Linked DNA regions of Homo sapiens: region 1 is linked to region 2. The links are chromatin contacts, found by Hi-C or POLR2A ChIA-PET in ENCODE. All regions are on one chromosome and are shown on one strand. Each heading gives the region's core, a stretch centred on a gene start or an enhancer-like site at or near the end of the contact. The rest is flanking DNA. Distances are from core to core; before and after follow the strand shown. Region 1 overlaps ITGA6 (integrin subunit alpha 6). Region 2 holds the start of TLK1 (tousled like kinase 1).

Region 1 (2,700 bases), core at 77-2,576, 1.3 Mb after region 2:
CTCAGGCATGGTGGCTCATGCCAGTGATCCCAGCACTTTGGAAGGCTGAGGTGGGAGGAAGGCCTGAGCCTAGGAACTCAAGGTGAGAGTGAGCTATGATTGTGTCACTGCACTCCAGCCTGGGTAACAGAGTGGAGACGCTGTCTCTTTAAAAAAAAAAAAAAAAAAAAAAAAAAAAAAAAAAAATCAAACCTCAGTGCATAAGACACAGGTGTTTTCATCTGTGAACGAGAGTAGACACATTCTAGTAATACCCAATGTTTTTGTGAATTTCTTTACAATTGAAACTATTTTCCACTTGTAGAAGTTGGGAAGGAACTTGGGGAATGGCCTGGAAAGGTAGACCACCATCCTCATTTCATAGAACAAGAAATGGAGACCTAGGATTTGTCATAGTCCTGCAGCCAGCTACAGACAGAGCTGTGCCTACAATTCCCTTCTTGTCCTGAGTTGTTTCTGCTTCATTTCCCACTAGAACCCCATCCCGCCCTCACCCCTAAGCAGAGGTCCAGCTAGCTAATGTGTCTGTTTTTATAAAATGCCACCAGAAGCTTAAGTACGTCGGTTCGTGTCCCATCAAACTTGTCCAGATCTCTTTCTCATCATAGAGAGGTACCATCCTGAGTTGCTCAGATGATAAACATTTCTCCATTAGAAACTAGGCTCGGATTTGCCTGTGGCCACAAATCCAGAAGCAGCTGTGTGTTCCCCATGTTTCTCACCAACCCCTGCGTCATGTTTCTGAATAAGGAGTCCTGGTTACCGCCACACCCCTCATTCATTGCTTTAGATTAGATGAAAGGCGAGGTGCCTGACTCAGGCCACTGACTCACTCTGCTTGGGTGAACCCAGCTCCTCCCGGTAGGAAGTGATTGCCCCAGGCAGGTTGAGGAGTGCCCACAGCATCCAGGACTAAAGCATTTGGACCCTGCAGCTATTTATAAACAGCACTTTACAGTGCTTTCAGTCTGAATATTGGGACTCCCCTAGAAAGGACAGATTCAGTCCTTTCTGAAAGGAGGATAGACGAAGGGTGAGGAGTTCTTGTTGGATGTATTTTCATAGCTGAAAGGTTCCCCTGAATGCTGTCAGTGCCATGGATGTTCATAGGGAAGGTTAGAGTTCCTGTCTCTGATGTCATTCATTTTATGCTGCAGCTCACTTGACTGTGGGACTCCCTAGGAAAGCTTATCTACCTTTTCAGCTGTTGCACCTCTTTTCTTCCATGTAGTTTGCCCTCTGCCTTACATTCACTCTTCATTGTAATGCCCCAGTTGCCAGCACAGTGCCTGGCGCACAGTAGGTACGTGTTTGTGAGCTTGCTTTACTGATGTGTTGTCATGCCTCTGGAACGGGCTGTAAAAATCAATCTTTGACTCTTTGCCAGCAACTGCCCACATAAAGAGAGCATGTGTGAGCTTGTTTTATGCAATTACAAGGTTTGCTTCATGACTTGTGGGCGCTGATTTTTTTTTTTTAACCTCACTATCTCCATCATTTTCTCTGCAAGATTTTCAGTGACCCTCGTGTCCATGGACTGACCTCCATTTTTAAAATTTCATTTTTAATTTATTTTTGAATAGGTAGTACAGTCACATGGTACAAATATTAAAACTACAAAGATGGAATGAAAGTCAGCCTCCCACCCTTGATCTCTGGGCATCCTATTCTTCCTGGAGGCAACCATTGTTTTACCAGCTTACTGTGAATCTTTCAGAGCTACCTATACATTTACAAGCAAATATGTACATAGATTTTTTTTACCCATTTGCCATGTAGATTCTTTTGCACCTTGCTCTTTTTCTCTTGGTATGTTTTAATGCCTGTTCAATCTTGTAAATAAAGAGCTTCCTTATTATTTTTAATCTCTGCATAATACTCAGTTTCGAGGATGAACTATGATTTATTTAACCAGTCTGGGTATTCAGATAATTTCTAATCCTTCGCCGTTAAAAGCAGTGCTGCAGTGAAGAACTTTATGCTTCCCTCATTTCACCTTAAATGAATTAATTTAAGGTGAATTAATTAATTCCTAGTGCAGAGTGGCCTGGCCGGCGTTGTTGTTTTAATGGTCACGGCTGATTCTGGAGGAGTGGCTGCCCTCATTCCTTTCTATCCTAACCATCTGATAGGACCACAGGCTACGCTATCAGTGGGTTTAGTAGAGTCTTTTCAACAATCGAGTTTCCAGCCTTATGCCCAAGCTGTTGGATCCCTGAAGGCTTCAATGTTTGTGTCCTAGCTGTACTTTATGCTTGTTAAAATGTATGTGTTAAAATTAGAATGGCTTGTTGGAATGTGTAAGATTGCGTATAGTGTTTCATGTTTTATCACTGTGTTGAGTTTACAAAGTTACTTGATGTTATTTCTTTTTTCTTTTTTGAGGCAGGGTCTCACGCTTTCGCCCAGGCTGGAGTACGAGTGGTGCACTCACGGGTTACTGCAGCCTCAACCTCCTGGGCTCAGGTGATCCTCCCGCCTCGGCCTCCCGAGTACCTGGGACTACTGGCATGCACTACCACGCCTGGCTAATCTTTGTATTTTTTGTAAATATGAGGTTTCACCATGTTGTTCAGGCTGGTCTCAAATTCCTGGGCTCAAGTGATCCTCCCACCTTGGCCCCCAAAGTTCTGGGATTACAGGAGTGAGCCACCATGCCTGGCCCATCGTTTCATTTGATCCTTGCAACACCCTATGAGA
Region 2 (2,742 bases), core at 154-2,653:
AAAACAATTGTAACCGATTTGGTGCGTGTTTGCAATAACCTTTACGCAGATATTTCCCACAAAACCCACGACCCTGTCACAGAAGAACAGTAGCCTACTTGCAGCAGAGAATATAACGCACAAACACGCAGGAAGCAACGGCGAAGGAGAGAAAGTTGCAACCATCTGGAGGGGCGGTTTTAAAAGCCTGCCCACGAGTCAGTCTGTCGTTTAAATTGCTCTAGGGGGCCACACAGGGGATCAAAGTCTGCCCAGATAATTTCAGCGTCTCTCCCCAAAGGAGAAACCCAGCAAGCGAGGGGCATCCTCCAGGTCCCGGGCAGCAAAGCTCGCAAAGTGGGGACCGCCTCTATGGGAGGAGTGCGCGGGAGAAGGGGAGGGGGCTCGAGGACGAAGGCTCCAGCGGGAGGGAAAACCCACCAGAGACCGGAGGCCAGGAGGTTAAGAGTACTGAGTGTACTGGCAAATGGAGCAGAAAGGGGCTCGCGTCTGGGGGGAGGCTTCCCACCCTCGCAGGACTGGCTCCCAGGAACCCCAGGCGAGTCTATGCGCCTCGCCCCGTCCCCACCAGCGCGCACCCCCTCGTCCGTCTCCTCCGCCACCCGCGAACCACCATCCACAGCCAGGGCACTACCTCCCCAGAGCCGGGGAGCCGGGCGGCCTCGCGTCCACCTCGCCACCATCCCCCACCCCAGGGTCTGGCGGAGAAGCCCCGGGGCGGGGGGGGCGGGGGGGGGGCGCGGGGGTCCGCGGCGCGGGAGAGGAGGCCCGCGAGCGGGCGCGGGCGCGGCGGTGCTTACCTTCCCTGGGCCTCCCGGATGGCGGCGTGTGATTCAGCAGGGACCTGGCCGCCGCCGCCGAGCCCGGGGTTGGAGACGTGGAGAGCTGGGACCAAGATGGCGGCCCCTCCAAACTTCCACTGCTACTTTGGACACTCATCAAGCTACTTTCTGGGAACCCGACTCCCCCCCTGCGACGGCAGCGGCGGCAACGGCACCGGCACCCGCCTCCGTCATGGCGGGGGCCGCGCTGAGGGCGAGCGAGAGAGCGAGGGCTGGGAGGGGAGAGTCAAGGGGATGGGGGAGGAAACCGAGAAGAGGGGAGGTGGGGAGGAAAGAGGTGAGGGAAGGAGAGGGGACAGGGAGGAGGGAAAGGGGGAGAAGCGAGGGAGCGAGCGGGCGCGCCAGAGGAGAGGAGGAGGAAAGGAGCGCGGCGGCGGAGGCGTCGAGGGGGTGCCAGCCGGGCCGGGGTCGGAGCGCGGGCGGAGCGCGGGCTGCGCCGGCCGAGGACACTTCCGCGGGCGGAACCTGCCGGCACCTCTGCAGTGCGTCGGCCCCCGGCGTCGCCCGGGAGGCGGCGGCGGCGGGCTGTGGGTGGCGGCTGAGGCGGTGGGGTAACCTCTGCATCAGTTACAGGCGGCGGCGGCGTCACGCGCCGCCTGTGCAAACACTATCGCGAGGCTCCTGCGCCTCCGGTAGCGGCGGCGGCGGCGGCGGCGGCAGCGGCGGCCGCGGGAGCAGGCTTGGGGGAGGGACCTGCCAGGGGCTGGGGGGTGGGGGCATGGGGAAGGAGCGAGCGCGCGAGGGAAGAGACTAGAGCGCCGGGGCGCCCCTGCCGCACCCGCGGATCGCCGCGCGGCGCGGGAGCCCGGGGTTGCCGGACTCGCGTGCGCGGGGGCAGCGTCCCCGCGCCGGCCGGAGGGAGGCGCGCCCCCGCCGCGCCGCTCGGGCTCCAGCGCCGCTGCCACCTGACTCCCCCTGTCTCCCGCGGAAGCGCGCCTCTCTCCTGACCCACACCCAACACGGGGAGAAATGCTGCTGCTCTCGCTCAGCTGCCGCTTCTCGGGAGTTCAATGTGATCGTTTCTCAAAATGGAACTGAAAAGTTGAGAGTTCCTTCTTTCTTGCCCCTCTGTACTGTGCAGAAAAACGTATGTGCGCCTCCCCGTCTGCAGAATGGGAATAATGACCGAATAAAAGAGCTATGAAAATAAACATGGGTAGTGGGAGAGTTGGGAAATAAAACTTTCTCGTGTTTTCTAAAAAAGAGTGAAGAATCTTTAATGAGGAAATTGAAAATTACCAGTTTTGTAGACTGTATGGTATAGCAATTCTTTGTTTTAAAACAGTAAGTGGAAAATCTAAATGAAAAATGTGATTACTGAATCACATATTTAGGAAAACTATACAGCGTTCATCTTGCAGAAGGTATGGTTTCTAGAAACTTATAATTTGTTTCTAGTGTCTCCGCTGAGTCCCGACTACAAAAATCCCAAAATAAATAACAGCATTTGCTAAAATTTATAGATAGAGTGTAGCTTTCTACAGACCCACACAAGTATACTCACACCAGGGATTGGGCTTCTTGTACATAAAAGAGCACTCTAGTTCAGGAAAAGTACAACAAGGTTATTTCTCTCTTTAGAAAACCAAATTGAATAGAGCACTAAAAAGATTATGATATAGCGCTACTGCACAGACAAGAGGAAATGGCATGATTACCAGGGGGACAAAAATGTCGTTTCTATTTTTTATTTTTATGACTTCGCATTTCTCATAGTAATGTTTTGTTCAGATAAACTATCATACTAGAAAAGAACCTTGATTGTCAGTTATCTCCAGAAGTAATTGTAGTTGCCTTGTGCTTTAGATACTTCAGTGAGTTTTTAGTCTTGTCTGCTTTTCAAACTTAAGAGGGACATCTCACAAACAACTTTATTGAGGTATAATTGACAAAATAAACT

What was found. Hi-C counts contacts between places; a loop is a spot of excess contacts on that map. ChIA-PET counts read pairs that join two places held with the same protein, here RNA polymerase II (POLR2A). Pooled maps may share reads with other maps.
Region 1: a loop to region 2 is called in a map of naive thymus-derived CD4-positive, alpha-beta T cell, with 9 times the contacts of the local background. The contact joins the enhancer-like site here to the promoter of TLK1 in region 2. A Hi-C loop is called at or near these places in 1 of 168 maps with a recorded cell type or tissue (naive thymus-derived CD4-positive, alpha-beta T cell) and 2 of 50 pooled maps. POLR2A ChIA-PET finds 5 or more read pairs at or near these places in 1 of 52 experiments (activated CD4-positive, alpha-beta T cell).

What each region holds. Positions count from the first base shown.
Region 1 is chr2:172,441,410-172,444,109 of GRCh38, forward strand. All of the region lies in intron 1 of ITGA6 (integrin subunit alpha 6), which reads left to right. Among named protein-coding and RNA genes, the nearest start is that of ITGA6, 15 kb to the left of the region's middle. Within about 2 kb of position 1,327, at least 13 of the 41 ENCODE cell types and tissues checked have a DNase peak (open chromatin) inside an H3K27ac peak, as active enhancers do.
Region 2 is chr2:171,159,490-171,162,231 of GRCh38, forward strand. TLK1 (tousled like kinase 1) reads right to left here and starts at 1,404. Exons shown (of 21, transcript NM_012290.5): 1 at 801-1,404. The coding sequence starts at 939. RefSeq lists silencers at 575-814, 1,085-1,804, 1,935-1,994 and an enhancer at 576-1,220.